Regions from separate parts of the Mus musculus genome. Here regions 1 and 3 are each linked to region 2. Evidence: chromatin loops called from intact Hi-C (ENCODE). Cell type or tissue: heart. All regions are shown on one strand. Links, peaks and the distances in the headings refer to the core of each region. The heading gives the core; the rest is flanking DNA.

Evidence for each region. Hi-C counts contacts between places; a loop is a spot of excess contacts. Peaks named below come from ENCODE experiments on the same cell type or tissue, not always from the same donor. Only the 100,000 strongest peaks of a DNase experiment are listed, where the experiment ranks them.
Region 1: a loop joins it to region 2, with 4 times the contacts of the local background. A loop is called at or near these places in 3 of 42 quality-filtered maps.
Region 3: it touches region 2 in a loop (6-fold over the local background); 4 of 42 quality-filtered maps call a loop at or near these places.

What each region holds. Positions count from the first base shown.
Region 1 is chr1:161,872,889-161,878,869 of GRCm38, reverse strand. Suco (SUN domain containing ossification factor) reads left to right here and starts at 2,188. Exons shown (of 24, transcript NM_001357402.1): 1 at 2,188-2,559. The coding sequence starts at 2,498. In heart, for the core only: a CTCF peak has its summit at 2,246; DNase peaks (open chromatin) are centred at 1,569 and 1,999; H3K4me3 peaks cover 3,558 bases; H3K27ac peaks cover 2,741 bases.
Region 2 is chr1:162,547,544-162,553,524 of GRCm38, reverse strand. It overlaps Eef1aknmt (EEF1A lysine and N-terminal methyltransferase), which reads left to right and starts at 5,180. Exons shown (of 8, transcript NM_144877.1): 1 at 5,180-5,421. The coding sequence starts at 5,269. In heart, for the core only: a CTCF peak has its summit at 3,495 (motif pointing left); a DNase peak (open chromatin) is centred at 4,954; H3K4me3 peaks cover 1,381 bases; H3K27ac peaks cover 1,254 bases.
Region 3 is chr1:163,926,345-163,932,325 of GRCm38, reverse strand. Scyl3 (SCY1-like 3 (S. cerevisiae)) reads right to left here and starts at 2,561. Exons shown (of 14, transcript NM_028776.5): 1 at 2,140-2,561. In heart, for the core only: no CTCF peak of the experiment used is centred there; DNase peaks (open chromatin) are centred at 2,345 and 2,585; H3K4me3 peaks cover 2,260 bases; H3K27ac peaks cover 1,423 bases.

The sequences.
Region 1 (5,981 bases), core at 330-5,329, 670 kb after region 2:
CCACCCCACAGTTATGCCTGACTCACTATAAAAGGGGCTGCTTGCCCCCTTCTTTCTATTTTTGCTTGCCTTTCTACTCTCTCCCACTCTGTCCCTTCTCCCTTCATTTTCCTCTCCCTCTCCAAGTGTTCATGGCTAGCCTCTACTCCTCTCCTCTCTCTCTCCCTTTCTCTGTCTCTACTATCTTGTCAACTCCCCTCCCCATGCCCTAAATAAACTCTATTCTATACTATACTTGTATGGCTGTTCCTCAGGGGTAAGGGATGCCTCAGTGTGGGCCCGCAGAAGCACAGCCTTCTCCCTGCCCCCCTCCCCCAACTCCATACTGTGCCTCCACCTAACATATCCCCGGCTTTTTCTTTTATATAAAACATAACACCTGGGTAAATGTCAAGGAGGAATTGCACAGTCGCCAAAATATGGAAGCAACCTAGGGATCCATTGATAAAGAAAATACAGTATATTTATTTACACATTAAACTATAAAAAGAACGAAATCTTGTCATTAGTTGTAACACAGATGAAATTGGAGAATGTTGTGTAAAATCAGAGGTAGAAATACAAATGCCGTGTAGTCTCTCTTATACATGAAAATTAAGATAATTTCAAAGATGAGAACAGAATAGTGTTCACAGATCTCAGGAGTTAAGGGTGGGAGAAGTGGAGGAGGTTAATGGGTATGGCGGTGCAGATAGATGAGAGGAACTGAAAATAAAATAAAATAAAATAGGAAGGGAATGACTGCTCCTGGGCATGGTAGAGGAGGTTTATACAAGGGAGACATAGCCAGAGACAGGGGCATCTGGACGAGTCCAGAGTGAATACGAACCTGAGCAGGGGCCATGTGAGGAAAGTGGAGGAGGCAAGGAGAGCCAGGAGACCAGGAGATCAAGAGGCCAGGAGGGTAAAGGGCAGACCAAAAGGGCCAGGTAACCAAAATGGCTGGATTATATAGGGAAGGGTGCATGAGGGAATGGCTGCCCAGCCCCTGGGCTGGAGAAGTTTGGAGTAGGGGCTGATGAGAAGAATCCTGCAACTAACTGGTAGAGACTGAAGAATGCTGGGAGAACGTGGCAGCCAGTTCTGCTTTGATATGTTAAATAGGCACACGGGAGACTTAGAGGAAGGAACTGCTATACTAAGAGGCCAAAAGTCTAGTCTCTTCCAACTGCTGTCTTTCAGGATCAGTAAGCTACTTGAAGAGATGTCTGGCAGTAGCCACAAAGCATTCTGAGATTGCACACCAACGCTCCCTAAGTAGGATTCTGGGCCTCAGCTTTTTACAGATTTTGGGGTCTCCATCTGTGAACACCACTTCTTTTTTTTTTTCTTGTTCACAGCAAGTATGTGTAGGAGTTCGCTTTCTCTGCTTCCAGACGCCGAGAGTCCGTAGTGTCTTTTCTGCCTTGCAGCAGCAAACCCACAGCCCGAAATTAAAAGAACAAAAAAGAACACTAAAGCTCTATCTTAGGAATCTGGCGGGCAGGTAGGAATTCTCACTTAGGTGAAAGAAAAGCTCAGTCCTTCCCAGCCAATCATGTGAGAGGAAACGTTGACACGCCTCTTTCTACCTTCCAATCATCATCTACCTCAGTAAGCCCGACCCACTGCCGGTAAACCGACTTTTAAATTGCATTAGCATGCTTTCTCCTGACCCTCTCCAGTCATTCCAGGCCGTTCCATGACTGTGCTCCAAGGAAGAATTATAGACTTAACAATGACAAATGACAAAGCTAGTCAGTCTGAAGGTGAGAAGTGAAAGTGTAAAACTCGAGAACCAAACCCGCGAGTTCTACGGAGGAAAAAAAAAAAAGGCGGGTTCGGGCAGGAGGACTACAAGCCCCAGATACCCGTGCGCGGAGGCGGCGCGTGCCAGCGAGAGTGGGCAGGCCATTGAAAGGCGGAAGACCGAGGGTTACAGGACTTCCTGTTCGAGCGCCAGCGAGTGGGTGGGACCTGCGCAGGTTGGGCGGCGGTTGTGGCGTTTTGGAGCTTTGTCAGCGGAGGGGGCGTGGCCCGCGCTGTGACTTGTGGAGCGCGAGCCGAGAGGGACGTGGGTGACGCGTCTCCTTCCACCCAGCTCAGTGGAGTGCGAGGTGCGCTGGCCCGGCCGGGGATTGGCTGCTGAGAGGCGAGTACGCGGCGGCCGTTGGTCGCCGGCAGCACGGAGCGAGGGCCCGGGCGGGCGGGGCGGGGATGGGGAGGCAGTGGCGGCGAAGGCCGGAGGAGGCGGGCGCGGGCGAGCGGGCAGACAGAGCGGCGGCGGCGGCAGTCTCCCGAGCGCTCCTGTGAAGCGTCCCTATTCCCGTTGCCGTGGGCCTCTCGGGGAGGCCATCCGGGACGCGAGCCGCTGCGGAACCGCTCCCCAAGCCCCACTGCTCTTCGGACTCTCGGTCCCATCCTCGCGTTTCTGCTCCGGCTCCTCCATCTTGGCCTCGACAGTGGCTGCTGTGGGGAGGATGTGCCGCCTCCTGGCAGGGGGAAGAAGGAGGAGAAGATGAAGAAGTACCGGCGGGCCTTGGCCCTGGTCTCCTGCCTCTCTCTCTGCTCTCTAGTCTGGTGAGTAAGGGGCCGGCCTCTGGGGACTTCCCGTGGGGATGAAAGAGGGAGTAGGTCGGGTCACACCCCCAAATCATCTCGGCTTTTTGGGTTGCTTGGTGCTCCTGCTCCTAAGCCAGGGACACAGCGGCCACCCAGCTCTTCCTCTTGTGGTTTACGAGTTGTGTTTTGGAATTTGCAGAGTTCCAGCAGGGAGAGAAGGGGATATTGGGGATCACTTTTTGCCTTTGTACTCGGGTACCCCATCACCGCAGTTAGGGCAGTTTGGGTAGTGTTCAGAAAGCTAGTGAGTGAGTTACTCAGTTTTGCTGTCAGTTCATTTGCTTTCGTTATGAGGTAAGGGCAGGGGCGAGTCAGGTGTGATGTGTTCCGGACCTGTGATTTTGAAAACGTGAGTCGTCATGAGGGTAAGAGTAATGTCTAAACTGTTGTTCTTCTGGTCAGGTCTTGCACAATCTTGACCAATAGTACTTTTGGGGCTGCTCCTTGAAACCCTGCGGCGTGGGGCGGGCGGGATCCCTGATGAAGCCCTTTTTCGGTTAGCCTGGTGGGAGAGGATTATCACAGATGTGGAGTCAGCCATAGTTTTGGGGCATGTTCTTTGGCACTAGAAAGGAAACGGTTTTTGCGACCCGCTCTGTCCCTTTCTCTGAAGTTCTATGGAGTTCAAGTTAATTTCAAGCACATCTCTGGATGTCCAGGAGCAGACATAGCTTATGAACCAAAGGATTGCTAAAGGTGTACTTGGAAAAGCCATTCTTTCTGAAGGAATTCCCAAAGAGCCTTGAGACTTGGTGACTGAAAGTGATGGCCTTTGTGTTAAAGAGATTTTGCTTCTTATACTAAAATCTAAACACACTTTCTTATTTACCTTATGTCTTCAAAGCGCCAGTAATAATTCCCTTTTTTTTATGGGTGTAATGGAATCCAGAGGTGCTCAAGTTGTAGAGTTGTTGCTCACATAGAATAATATATTAATATGGGCTCAAGAAAACACTTGTCTGAGAAAATCTGACTGGAAAGACTGTATTTCTTGTCATTCTGAATCCTTTAAATACTCCTTAAGAGAAACTGGTACCTGAAACCAGTGTAGGATTAGGTAGCAATTTCTTAGAGTTGGTGAGCTTCTCTTACTAGCCTTTTCTCCCCTCATTCAGAAATTATCTCCAGATTTTGTTACCCACTTCTCTTTTGTAGATTGAGTATTCTATGTTCATATAATAATCAGTTCTAGGGTCTACCCAGGACTTACTCTATTACTATTACTGCAGTTTAGTTTGATCTTATACTGTCATAGTTGATAGATTGTGTGTGATACAGCCTTCTGCCTTTTCTCTTTTCCTGCCTAGAGTGCTATAGATTTACCTTAACAGAAAACCAAAATGCATCCTATCTATTCATTCTGGTTGCTATTTTTTTCTTTTGCACACTGCTAATCACAATTCTTGGTTAAGTAGTACAGTGTATTCTAGGTGTAATTGTAGTGTAGCTACAGAAGAACAGTGATAGCTAATATTTATTGTTATCTGTACCAAGCATGTGGCATGTGTACGTTTTAGCATCTTTGTCAGCAAGGTCCTCTTAGGTAGATATTATTAGTTGAATTCTGTATTTTACAGATGAATAAATAGAGAGGCTAAAGTTATGCTTGCAACAGAGTAACATGGCTAAGCAGCTACTGCATTCTAAAATTTAGATTTGAACCTAAGCAGCTTGTAATACAGGCTCCTCACTACAGTGGTCCTCTGACTGACTATAGGTTAAATAAGGCCTGTGTTTTTAGACAGATACAGTACCATCACTTACTAGATATGTGTACTTGGACATGCTATATAATTCCTTTGAACTTTAGTTTTTAGAGCCTCAGTATGATAAAATTGATCCATTCATACCAAAGTTATTAGAAGCAAATGAGATAACACATGCACTTTGTAAAACAGTAAGAGCATGCTGTCTTTCATTATAAAAGCATTCAAAGGTGTTTTTCTTATGTTTACTGTGTATTGAATATTGTGAATCTTGAAAGCTTGAGTGAGTGGCCTCTCTCGTTTTTAGTACTGAAACTATCTCAACTAAGAAGCCTCCTTGTAAGCTCCTACTGCTGCTATAACAAATTACCAGAAATCCACTGGCGTACACATAGTTGTTTTATAGTTGTAGGGTGTGTGTACAGGAGTCCAAAATCAGTCTCACTGGGGCAAGTATTAAGGTGGCATGGCTGCTTCATTCTGGAGACCCTGAGGGGGAGACTCCAGTTCTTTGACTTTTTCAGCTTCTAGGTGTTGCATAGATTCTCTCTCCTGTCTCTCATCACTTCAACCTCTCATTTTGGCCTTCAACATCTGCTTATGACGGCCCTTGTCTTCCTCCTTCAAGGACTTATTATATTGTGTTTACCCTTAGTCAATATCCATGTCTCTTAGTTTGCTGAAGTCTTCAAAGTTTTATGATATAATATACACTATTCAGAAGCTGAAGGTGCAGAACTCTCTCAGTCATTGACAGAGGGGAGTTGATCATCACACTGAAGTGGACGATGTGATCCAAACCTTTGAACAGTTATTCTGAGTATGTTCCCTAGTAGTAAAACTTGGTGCATGTGCCTTTAAAATGTGTCTAATTATTTGTAATTTATCTACATGTATCAATATGGCATCAGTATTGTACATATAATTACCAAAGTTAGTTGTTTAAGAAAGATAAAAAATACTTTGTTAATATTACCATTTGTTTTCATTAAAGTAATTTTCAGTGAGAACTGTTTAATTTAAGAGATTATTTTATATCAAATGTAGATAAATGGTTTATAATGGTTACTCTTCTTAGCCTTACTATTTTGTTACTGGTTTATGCTTGTACTATTATCTTTGTTAGCTTTTCTGTTTGTTTGTTTGTTTTAAAATACATGTAGTAAGTTGTTTAGTTAAAGCAGAGCAATCCCTCCATCTTAGATGGACATGTATAGAAACCCAGTGAGTCATGGTATGCCGGAGGTAAACCAGAGCTTTACTCTTCCTTTACATATCTGCCTTTAGTTCTTAATATGTCTGCAGCTAACCCCTAAGAACCAGAACTCTTTACATTAATCTAAAAAAGGCTAATTTTTAAAAATAGTAACAGATTTTTTTCTGTGACTCAAAGGATGAGCTTAGAGGAGCTAATATTTAGACTAAAACCTTGACGTTAAAAAACTTTGATATATTTAACATACAATAAAGGTACTTAAAAGGACATGAGGTGAATCTAATGAAGGGTTTGTATTTTAGAGTCTTTCCTGTCCTCCATTCATCAATCATATGCCTTTGGGTTGTTATTTCTGTGAACATTAGTTCTCATCTATTAATGGTTTCTAGGGTGAATAGAATAGTCAAGGTGGGAGACTTGTGTTACAAGCAGAGGGAACATTCTTGTGGGGTTTTCTG
Region 2 (5,981 bases), core at 623-5,622:
TCTCCTTCTTCTTCTCTTCCTCCTTCCCCTCTTCTTCCTCCTCCACCTTTGGCTTTTTCTTTGAAATAAAGTCCAGTATGTAGTATAGACCAAAGCGTAGTATAGATTCTTTCCACCCCTTTCCCACGAAAGCCTTCTTTGGCCTACCTTAGGCCAGAAAGAAGTATCACAGGAATTTGCTATGAAAATGTTATATTTTTCCTTTAAAGCATCACTACCCTGATTGAAGACGTTTGCAGCTGTTTAATGTCTTTCACACGGCGGTCTTGCTTATTGCTCATCTATTATCATAACTGTGCCTACTATAAGTGATAGTTCTCACGAGTCATTCAACATACTCGGTGAACTGATAAGACCGTGTGTTGGTGGGTGCTGTGTGCTTTGCTTCTCTGCAATTTCGTAGTATTTCAAGTATGAGTGTTGTGCTTGACTCCTCATAAGGACTTTCTAAAAGGGCCCCACAGCTCCCTGATTAGGAGCCTTGTGTGATAAAGTAGCTAAAGTCATATCTAAGGCTCTTCAGTTCTTAGTTTGGGTAGAGAGGGAGCGAACCGAGGAAGTAAAACAGGAGACAAATAGTCCTTCATGTTCCTTGTAGGGGATATTTTGGGTTAACCTTTTAAAATTATGGAGCTAAAGCTATCAGCAGCAGTGAGGAGACACATCCTGGAACTGCCACCAATGGCCTGAGGACTTCTGGCCCTTAGGGACCTCCACTCAGGGAACACAGATTCTTGACTGCTCTGAAGAAAAGAATTCCAAGACAAGTTGGAATGAGCGTGTTTTGTGCATTTATTATGCATAAGTGATAGATAGTGCACAATTTAGATTTAAGTTCTTGTTTTTAGAAAGAGATACCTAAGAAAAGGACAAAATATATCCACATGTGGGTGTGGCCTTCTTAAAGAGTACCACTCAGGCGTCTTTACAATGGCTACATAATGTGACTTTATGGCGTCATTTCATTGCTCAGAGGATATTATTTACAACAAGGACTAACAATTAAGCAAAGCTTTAGAATTATGTAAAGAAATATGGGCTAGTTTGTTTATTTTCCCCATGTTATTTTTTTAAATAAATGAAATTGTTAAAGTAGCTTTCTATGGAATATTGTTTGAGCTTAGAGAGAGGAGCGCAGGCATGGTTAGACCCAAGGGTTAAGCAACCAGGCCCTGTGTAATCAGGCCCTGTGTAAGCAGTTTGTTGTTTGCCACATGGTTGTTTGGCATTTTAAAAAAATACTTGTTTGATATATTTTTAGGAAAACTAGCACAATCTCTGTAGGTAATTCTGGACTTTTCAGCTGTGTTAAGGTTGTTGTTGTTGTTTTGTGTTGACTTTCAGCTAGTGGGAAACAGAAGTATGTTCTAAGGGGGGGGGGCTTCTTTTATTTCTAGTGTCCCCTTAATTTGTCCTGCCTTTCTATCCTGTCTCACACCATATCCATTTTCACTCATGACTCAATTACATTTTAAAGTAGTGGTTTACAAGGGGCAAGCCTTCAAGGATCTGACAGTAGCTCAGAGGTAACATCCGTAAAGCCTCACGTGGCAACTTGTTAGAAACAGACCTCTGGGTCTCACCACTGAACTAAAACATCAAAACTTTGGTGGTGGTGGTGGGGAGTGGGGGCTGGAGAGATGGCTCAGTGGTTAAGAGCACTGACTGCTCTTCCAGAGGTCCTAAGTTCAATTCCCAGCAAGCATATTGTGGCTCACAACCATCTATAAGGGGATCCAATGCCTTCTTCCGGTGAGTTTGAAGACAGTGACAGTATACTCATTTAAAATAAAACTTTGCTAGGGGTTGAGGGTGGGGCAATTCATCTGTGATGGTTTGTATATCTTTGATACAGTGATTGGCACTATTAGGTGTGACCCTGTTGGAGTAGGTATGTCTCTGTGGGTGTGGGATTTAAGATCCTCATCCGAGCTGCTTGGAAGCCAGTATTCTGCTAGCAGCCTTCAGATGAAGATGTAGAACTCTCAGCTCTGCCTGCACCATGCCTGCCTAGATGCTGCCATGTCCTCACCTTGATGATACTGGACTGAATCTCTGAACCTGTAAACGAGCCCCAATTAAATGTTGTTCTTTATAAGACTTGCATTGGTCAAGGTATCTGTTCACAGCAGTAAAAACCTAACTAAGACATCATCAATCTACTGAGATCCACAACTAGACAATGTGCAGAGACAGAGATTTTGGACACTGAGGTAGTTCGAACAGGAATGGCTCTCCTAGACATGTGTGCACTTGGAGCAATTCTTGATCCAAGGGGAGTGCACTATTAGGAGGTGAGTCTTTGTTGGAGTAGATGAGGCCTTGTTGGAGGAAGTGTGCCACTTTGTGGGTGGGCTTTGAGGTCTCATATACCCTAGCTATGCCCAGTATGACACACAGTCTCCTTTTGTTGCCTTCAGATCAAGATGTAGAACTCTCTGTTACATCTCCAGCACCATGTCTGCCTGTATATTTCCATGTTTCCTGCCATGATGATAAAGGATGAAACCTGTAAACTGTAAGCCAGCCCCAATTAAATATTTCTCTTTATAAGAGTTGCTGTAGTCATGGTGTCTCTTCATAGAAAATCCTAACTAACACAGACACTGAGTCCTAAATAGGATGCCTTCATCAAACCCTTCCCCTCTGTGGTCAGGGAGCTAGGCAGAAGAGAAGACAGACAGAATCTAAGGGCAGACCCCTCTTAGATGGATGATTCTAAGGAACCAGTGTCTTCCAGACATAATACAACTGATGCACATGTGAGTGACCTCCCAGAGATGGTGGCAGCATGCACAGAGCCTGCACAGGTCCAAGCCACAGGGGAGCCAACCCTGAATGGGGAAGTGGGCACTGGCATTAGTACCTAACAAGAAGTTACTTGTATTTGATAGCAGCTTGCAAATGAAAAGTTAAATTTCATTTCACACTTAAGGTTAGGCCCCATGCCCAGCAATAGATGGCTAACACAAAACAGACTCAAGGGTATTTTTGTAGACTTTTTAGTCTCATATTGCTTAGTTTGGACATGTTAGCCTTACTGGTCTTTTGCCTGTATATTATGGTTTTTAATCTTGTGGGTTTTTTTTTTTTTTTTTGGTAGAAGTAATTTTTTTAAAGAATTTATTTATTGATTGTATGTATATGAGTACACTGTCGCTGTCTTCAGATACACCAGAAGAGGGCATCGGATCCCATTAGAGATGGTTGTGAGCCACCACGTGGTTGCTGGGAATTGAACTCAGGACCTCTGGAAGAGCAGTGAATGTTCTTAACCGCTCAGCCATCTCTCCAGCCCTAATCTTGTGTTTTGATGGGTAGTTTTTCTGTTTTTTTTCTTCATTCATTTATTTATTTTTTTAATTCTGTGTGTTTTGGGCTGGAGAGATGGCTCAGAGGTTAAAAGCACTGGGTGCTCTTCCAGAGGTTCTAAGTGTTCAATTGCCAACAACCACATGGTGGCTCATAACCATTTATAATGAGATCTGGTGCCCTCTTCTGGCATGTAGGCATACATGCAGGCAAAACACTAATATTTTATTGTTTATTATTATTAGTTGTAGTGGTAGGTTTTTTGTTTTTTTTTTTTGTTTGTTTGTTTGTTTTGTTTTTTGTTTTTTGACACATGGTTTTTCTGTGTAATAAGCCCTGGCTGTCCTGGACTCGCTTTGTAGACCAGACTGACCTCGAACTTAAGAGATCCACCTGCTTCTGTTTCCCAAGTGCTGGTATTAAAGGCATGGCACCACACCTGGCATAAATAAATAAGTCTTAAAAAAATACTGTGTGTTTTATTTAGAGAGAAAGGTCACGGAGTTGAGGAGGTGGGGAAGAGCTGAGACAAGTCGGGAAAGAAGAAACCACTACCAGATTATATCATATGAAACTTTTTAAAAATAAAAACAAGTCCAATAGACGATTCTGTAATGTTTGAAGATGACTTTAAAACTTATGTCTACTCTAACTGTTCCGTGTCTGTGCTAGCACTGTGTGTATAGGCTGTGAAAAAGAATCTCTGGAAAGGAGCTGTGTCCTCAAAGGCTCATTGATTTCAACGTCAATGATGTGAAGCCGTTGAAAGGTTGCATGCAGTTCCAGAGCCAAATTTTCCTAGAACATCTTCCGGTCCTTTAGTAGTTATTTAGTACTTGGCAACATCTTTTGTGACCCTTAGGTAAGACCTTTGGAAAGTATGAAGAGACCTCTAGGTTTTCTTGTGGTTGCAATCATCTTACAATATACTCACCAATGTATTTGTAAGTGTCCCGTTTTACTACTTTCTGTGTTGTTACTATAAAAGTTCATGCAATTGCTACCTCATGGGAACATGGTATTTGAGGAAGCTAAATCTGTGTTCCTGGGCTATGGCCAGTCATATCTGGGCTCCATCTCTTATTCCTTTAACGCGAGAGCTGTTTCTTTCATCGTCTCTTCAAAACAGCTCTTCACTAGGAACTTCCTTGGGATATTTTCATAAAACGATCATTTAAAAGGATGGTATTGTTCATCAGACACATAAACTATGTCTTTACAACTGTCATCAGAATGACAATTTAAGGACTCCAATGATAAAATGAGCATCTTCATAATGAATGGTTACTGTGTTTTGAGAGGCAGGGAAGGGAGGCACTTCGGTTAAGTCTCCTGATATTCACCGTTGTTACTGTATTAATAGCAGGGCTCTGTATTTTGGAGTAGAAAAAGCAGTCATTTTCCTCTGAATTGACCAAGAACGGTGGCAAAGTGATTCCGGGAAGAGGAGATGAGCTCACATTTTCCTGAGGAAGGGGTTTCTAGCTGAGACTCCTGCTCCTGCGCAGGTCAGCTCCCGTTGCCCCTCGCGCTCTCAGCTGGGGATAGAGCGCAGCTCACAGAGGCTGCGCGCGCAGCCCCGCCCGGTTCCACGAAGCAAGCCTCTTCTGCCCGGAGTCCCGCAGGAAGTCCCGCCCGCTCCGCCTGCCCAATCACGAGACCTCTTACCCGGATATGGTTTCTAGGTTCTGAGTGTAGCTGCGGGAGTGTGTGGCTGCTGCACGTGGGGCGCGGACCGAGGGTGAAGAAAAACAAGGGGGGCGGCAGCGGCGCGTGGCCAGCTCAGTGGTTCGTCCGCGCGTCTGCTGCACAGGGCCCGGTTCGGTTGGGTTTTGCGTGCAGAACAAATCTATGGTGCCTGTAGTGGCTAAGATTCCCGCCGCTGCTGCCTCCCGGTGCTTCCCGGGGTGATCTGTCACCAGGAGCAGTGTCGAAGACGCCGCTCACGGTGGGAACATGAATCTCCTACCTAAAAGCTCCAAGGAGTTTGGCTCTGCCGACTACTGGGAGAAGTTCTTCCAGCAGCGAGGGAAGACAGCTTTCGAGTGGTATGGGACCTATCTGGAGCTGTGCGAGGTGCTGCACAAATACATAAAGCCCAAGGAAAAGGTATGGCGTGCAGCCAGTCCCTTGTGGGGACTGAAGATAGCAATCCTAAGTTTAGGAGGCAGGAGGCAGGCAGGCGTGGGGACCCCACTCAGATCTATCATTTTAGGATTCTGCCCAGCATCTTGGCTAAGTGGCAACCTTAAAGATAGCCATTTAAAAGTAAAGATTTTCAGTTAAAACTTCATCCTTAACCCGTTTTGGAATAGTGGCTTCGTCAGTAGACTGAAAGGGTGTTGTGTCACTGTGCACACGTGTGGAATAGGTAGCGTCGTGGGACTTTATTGGTGTATATGTTTATTAAGTCACTGCCGAGTGCTCATCAAATTTCAGGCTTTGTGCCCAGCCCTCAAGCTACAGGAGCAGGAAGCCACAAACACAAGTTAAATTCCAAGTTAAATAGGTGTGGACGAGTTGGAGCTTCGGTAGGGAAGGAGACTTAAGGTCTGCTATGCTCGGGCCTTTTATCTCAACAAATTCAGGCGGGTAGTTGTGCACTTATTTTTTTCAAGTGACTGTTGGAGGCCATGCATGTAGTAGGTGGTCAAATAGAGATTTAAAAG
Region 3 (5,981 bases), core at 330-5,329, 1.4 Mb before region 2:
TTAATTCCAAAAAAAAAAATCATATAAAAAAAGGAATGACAAGGACCAGCCATATTTTACTGGGACAAGAGAAAAGCAATGCATGCAGCCAGAGAAAGAAGCTCTGATCATGGATGCAGTGGTCCCTGGGCGGCGAGGGCCTTCTTCCTGCCTCCTGGCCAAAGAGCAGTCGAGTCACAGCCGGATCTTTAGTATCCACAACCAGAATGAAGGGGCGGACCACTGTCTCCTCTATGGATCTGATGTTTTTCTTTATCACTAGTAGCACATCTGAAGCTGGGGTCACCAGGAGGTGGAGCTGGGGCCCCATGGAAGCAAACACGTGGTAGGCACCAAGGAAGTGAGTGGTCAGTGAGATAATGGTAGGCACAAGCTGGGGGAATGGCTGCTTTATAGAGACACACAGGCATCCTCCATCTTGGCCCTGCCTAGTGCCTGCAGGACGAGCAGCTGGCTTCCAATCCAGTTTTTCCACTGCCTCACTGACTAAGCCTCTAGGTGCTTGCGGCTTCCCTGGTGTGGCTTGAGTGGGCCTACACTCCCTGAGACCAACGGACACTTCTACTCTGACCCCTGCTTCAAACACCAGTGAGAAGAGAGGTATGAGTTAGGGAAGGGTTCATTTGAAAAGTATGTGGACCTAGCCTGCATTTTTGGTTCACTACAAAATAAAAGTTTTCAAAATTAAACAATAAAGGAAAACCACAGCAGGTGAGTATCTTCTTGGCAGAAAAACCAGTTTAATTTCGTTAGTCCTGAAGGGATACTGCGGTCACTGAGATTCATGAGCCACGCTGGCAAAAGGCAGGGGCAATGGGCATTTAGCTTACTGATTTCCAATAGCAGGCCAAATCCTTGTTGGAATATTGGCCCTTAGATTATCTATTAACCCTAACTCAATGTTATAAATACGAACATAATACCTTTAGATTTGCAAAAATACTAGGAAGCTACCAAAACCAGTCATTTTTCACAGTGATAAGTCGCCTATGACCCTAAGGAAGAGCACCTTTAAAAAGGCAAGGCTCAGTTTCTACCGAAGCGAATAGGATGCCCTGTACAGAGCCCCGCGCCCAACACAGCAGGGAAAGGGCGCCGAGGACTGGATTTGAGAACACACAAGGCGGTCACTCTGGTTCTCCCCACGCCTGTATCTAAGAGGCAGGACCGCTGGCACCAGCAGTGTTTTACAACCCTCAGGACGGAGCTGAAAGGAGCTTATGGAAATGCAAGACATAAGGAACACTCCCAACTCCACGGATTTTTTCTTGGTTTGGGAAGTAAGAAGGGGACTATGAAATAGTGCCAGGTAGCTTTGAAAGTCACACGAAGGTAGAAAAGGATATTCTAATATGGCATTTTTACTGACTATACCACTTATACTTTCTATAATGAAACGTCGAGTTGACAGTCTAGGATGTGACTGTACACTTTAATCTATCTATGTCTTCCATCCTTCTCATTTCTTTGGCTTCAGGCGAAGCTTCTGAAGGGTTCCATTTGGTTTGGGAGCAGCACCTTGCCTAGGTATTCAACCACATACCACGTGTGCTCTGGGGGAAGTATGTCCCTTAGTTCTCCCGACAGTAGAGACTCTCTTCGGTTCTAGTTCCCTTCGCTTCAAAGAGCCAAAGGTTATGACTTGCCCGAGAGTCCTAAGGATATGTACTCGTTGGCACTTAGATACTGGGTGACAAATCTTACCAGCGGCCCTGTCTCGGCCACGTATGTTCCCTGTCAGGAACTCAACCGCATTGTGCTAGCTGACAAGCAAAACATGTAGTCTCTGTGGACTAAAAGTACTCCGAGGTGTGACATCAGCTCAGAGCACACACATGTCCCCCAACCCAGCAGCAGCAGCGATCCCAGAACTCAGCAAAAGCGACCTTGGGAGATGTTGTTGTCTTTTCTACACGTGAAGCCCGGGGGCTGAGTGTGGACGCTCGTCGGGGACCCTGCACCGCGCGGCCTTCCCGCTGGACTCCAGGCCCGGTCTCTCGGCCCTCCACCGGCCTCGGCCGGCGGGGCTCACCCGAGACGCCAGGCACAGGGGCACCCCGAACTCCCCGGGGCAGCGCTCAACCGGCCGCCCCGGCTCGCTTCCCGCCCCGCCGTCCAGGCCGCACGGCTCCCGGTTACCTGCGGGCGGCGGGAGGAGGCTGGCGGCTCCGCTCCCTCTTGGCCCGCGGCTGGCTCCGACGCTCAGACCCCGGCTCCTCCACCCACAGACACCCCCGAGGACCCGGCTCCGGCGGCTCTCCGAGGGCCCGGAAGCGGCTCAACAGCCGGGCCTTCAGTTCCTCCGACGCCACCACCGAGGCGCGAACCCGGAACCGAGCTAGAGCGGCCGCACAGGTGCTGCGAGGGCGCGGGCCCGGGTAGGTGTGGGCGCCAGGGGAGCCTGCGCCGCACGCCTGTTCCCGGCAGCCGGCTCTGGCGGCAGGGAAGCCTCTCTGCGTGTGTCTTCAGCCCGACTGCAGGGGCATCCCGGTTTTCATGTTTGGGTTTTTAACCAGCCGCTTTTGAGTTCATTTCCGCCCGAATCCAAAATGGCCACCTCTGGCTTCAGACAAGTAAGGGGGCGGGGAGGAGGAGGAGAGGAGTTTGGGGCTGAGCCAGAACTTTTCCGGTTGTGACTGCCCCCTCAGCATCCTGGCCACCAGGATTGGCCTGCTGTCAGAGAAGATATGTATGTATGTATGTATGTATGTATGTATGTATGTATGTATGTATGTATGTATGTATGTATTTAGTGAAGTCAGAAATCATGGCGATTAACGCTTGAGACTTAATTAAGGCTTAAGGTTTCAGATGGAAAACCTGGAATCATAATTCAGCGAAATAGTACAATTAGAAGGAATGTCACGCAAGACCGGAGAGGACCGGACAGGAGGGAAGAAAGTGAAGAGGAGAAAAGGGGAAGGGAGGAGAGGGGAAATAAGGATGGGGGGGGGGTGTGTGGGAAAGGAACGGAGGAAGAGAAGACTACACCTGTGATAGAATTACCAGCTCCAATATCCGCTGACTTCTTGTTCTCTTCGAAAGTTCACCTTCGTTACAATAACCGAAGACTAAATGATCAACCCATTTGCGTGTGGGAGGTCGCAGCCAGCCTCTGCCTTCCTGGTAAAGAATGTAGATAAAGTAACATCAGCTACCACGTCCTGTAAGGCAAGTCAGAATGAGACCAGGATTGTCTTGATCAATTTATTTTGTGCCTTTCTTTTCCTGGAGGAGTAGAATTGAGCCACTTCAACCAGGGCAAGAAATCCACTGGGAGGATGATGCATTCCTGACTCACATCTATGCTGTATCGTTCGCTCTGGGTGCTTGCTCGCATTCTCATCCATTCTTTGATCACTAATCCTAGTCCAGCTGTGGATGGGATCCTGGGTAGCATGTAGCCTGTTTTCTCAAACACGATGGTCACCTACTCCTCTAAAATTAACACTAGAAGACAGTTCCCTGCTGCATGTGTAAGACATGATTGGAAGGGACACACTCAATACTTCTACCATCTACTCACTTCATTTATCCTGGTGTCACTCAGGTTTCTAAATAAACCATCTCTTACATCTCTGCATTAAGATTCCAGATATTTTTGAGGCCACGGGTTAACTTACACATCTTACCCTCAATAGGGTATGTCAGTCATTCTGTCCAGCGGACATTTGATTCTGTAGGAAAAAGGACCAGTATTGTACAGGCACACACAGATTCAGTTACCCCGCCTGGAGTTGGGTGACAGGTGATATTGCTCAGGTGGCACATGGACACGGGCTGGAGATAAGTAAGCTCTGCCCCTGGCTTGCAGTTCACTGATTAAGCCAGGCTCTCTGTCCAGGGAGCCCCAGAATCCACCTGCCTTTGCTTCCCCAGTGCTGGGCTTCCAGGCATAAGAACTTGGATTCTAATGATCAGACTGAGGTTCCAAGCACCTTACTGACTGAGCCATCTCCTAATGCCCCTCCCCACAAGATTACAGATTATTTGCATATGAGCCTTTGTGAAGATTTTGGGCTCACTAGATTCTTATGCCTTTCAGCCTATTTGACCTATTTTGAAGTTACTCATTTTGGCAATGAAAATTCACTTTTTAACATCCTTAAAAACACCATTAATCTGCATTAGATATGGGAAGGGCATTATCTGTAGTATCTGTCTCTAAGTATGGGTTTCTGATTTAAATCCTCCCAATGCCAATCCAAGCGTGAAATGCTTCTTAGCCTCCAAGTGTACACCAATCACCTCAGAGTTTAAGTGAAGAGAAAATAATAGATGTGTTGAGTAGTCTAGGTCTTGTCAAATGGCCTCAGACCTTAGTACAACTGACCCCATGATGGAAGTACCATCCAGGCTGTAAAACTCAGCATGTAGGCAGCACCACGTGCCAAAACTAAAACAAAGGCCTAATCCACCAAAGTCCCTTGTTCTGGGAAAGTCTCTAAATGAACTAACCTTGCTTTTTAGCTTCTGTAGCTCTGCTTCTGGCTAACTGTTCTTGTTAACAGAACATGGTTTTTCTGCTTAAAAGCTCACCCTGAGAAAGGCTCAGGGCTGCATAGGCATCCTGAACATCCAGTGTAGTTGTTGGCTGTCTAAAAAAAACAAAAAAAACAAAAAAAAAAAAACAAACACCTTTCTGTTGGCTTAAACCCATGTCTGAGCAGTCTTTTTGGAGAATACTCCACAATATTTCTGGATACCTCAAAAGATCCCAGAGACCACACTTCAAGATACCGGGGTGGTGGGATGAGGAGGTGTCTCAGAGACCCTTGGATCAAGGAAGAGTTGGGCTGTCAAGGGGCCCCTAGGGGGACACAAGTGGAGATGCTCCAGCTTCCCAGAGCTGCCTTTGATCACTCACTGCCTAAGGTTTTGGAGGGGTCTCACACCTCTACCGGGAAAGGAAGCAGGTTGCCTTGGTCTATGACCTCCGGAGATAAGTCTGGTCATGGCACATTCTGTTTGGACACACAGGAGAGGTCGACATGTCTGCTGATCCAGTGTCCATGTGATTTGTGACTGGATCCTTTTGTCTGTTCAGGTATATAAATGTGGTGGCTACCCCTTGTTGTCTTTTCTGTCTTTGTCTGTCTGTCTGTCTGTCTGTCTGTCTGTCTCTCTCTCTCTTATGTGTCTTTGTGTGTCTGTGTCTACGTGTTTCTGTCAGTTCTATTTCTCTGTATTCACTAGTGGCTTTCTCTGGTGTAAGAACCTGTAACCCAGGCTTAAGACCTGTACCCCATTCCATTAAGGACCCAAATCCTTTTGACTCTGCCAGGTTACCCAGACAGACAGACAAACAAACAGACAGACAAACAAAACAAAACCAAAAGTCAAAAACCAAACCAAATTTAAAGGCCCCACAACTAACTAACTAACTAACTAACTAACTAACTAACTTTATTTTGGACTCAATATAGAATTATTTGATATAGATTTTTTTAGTTAAATAATATAGATTGATTTAGTTATAACCAACCAACTAACTAACTAACTAACTAACTAACTAACTAGAGTCCACCTGCCCGCTTTAGGAGCAAGGGGCCTTGCTAGTTGCTTTGCTACACTTCTGCTCACAGTCAGGGTTGGTTCCTGTGTGGATGTGGGAGGGGACAGGCCTCTCGTCCAGTGCCCCCTGTCCTCTAAGCAGAATGCAGGAAATAGTTCTCTCCCAGGTAAGCATTTCCTCTCTGTGGCCTGCTCTAAACAGCCCCAGGGAGGAAGAAATGTCCCCCCTGGGCTGAGCCCAAAGGAAAAGAGAAAGTTTCTCTCCTTCCTCTTTTATGATTTGTGTTGCATTTTTAATCAGTGATCCAAAAAATGCACTATTCTGCAAATAAATAAATAAAAATTTTAAAATGAACAAAACTTCCTCTGTACTGGGCAGTGGATTGCTGGAGACCACACAGCCTGGACAAAGTGGACTTTTGTTTCTGCCTAACACTGACCAGGAAGACATTAAATGAATCTCACTA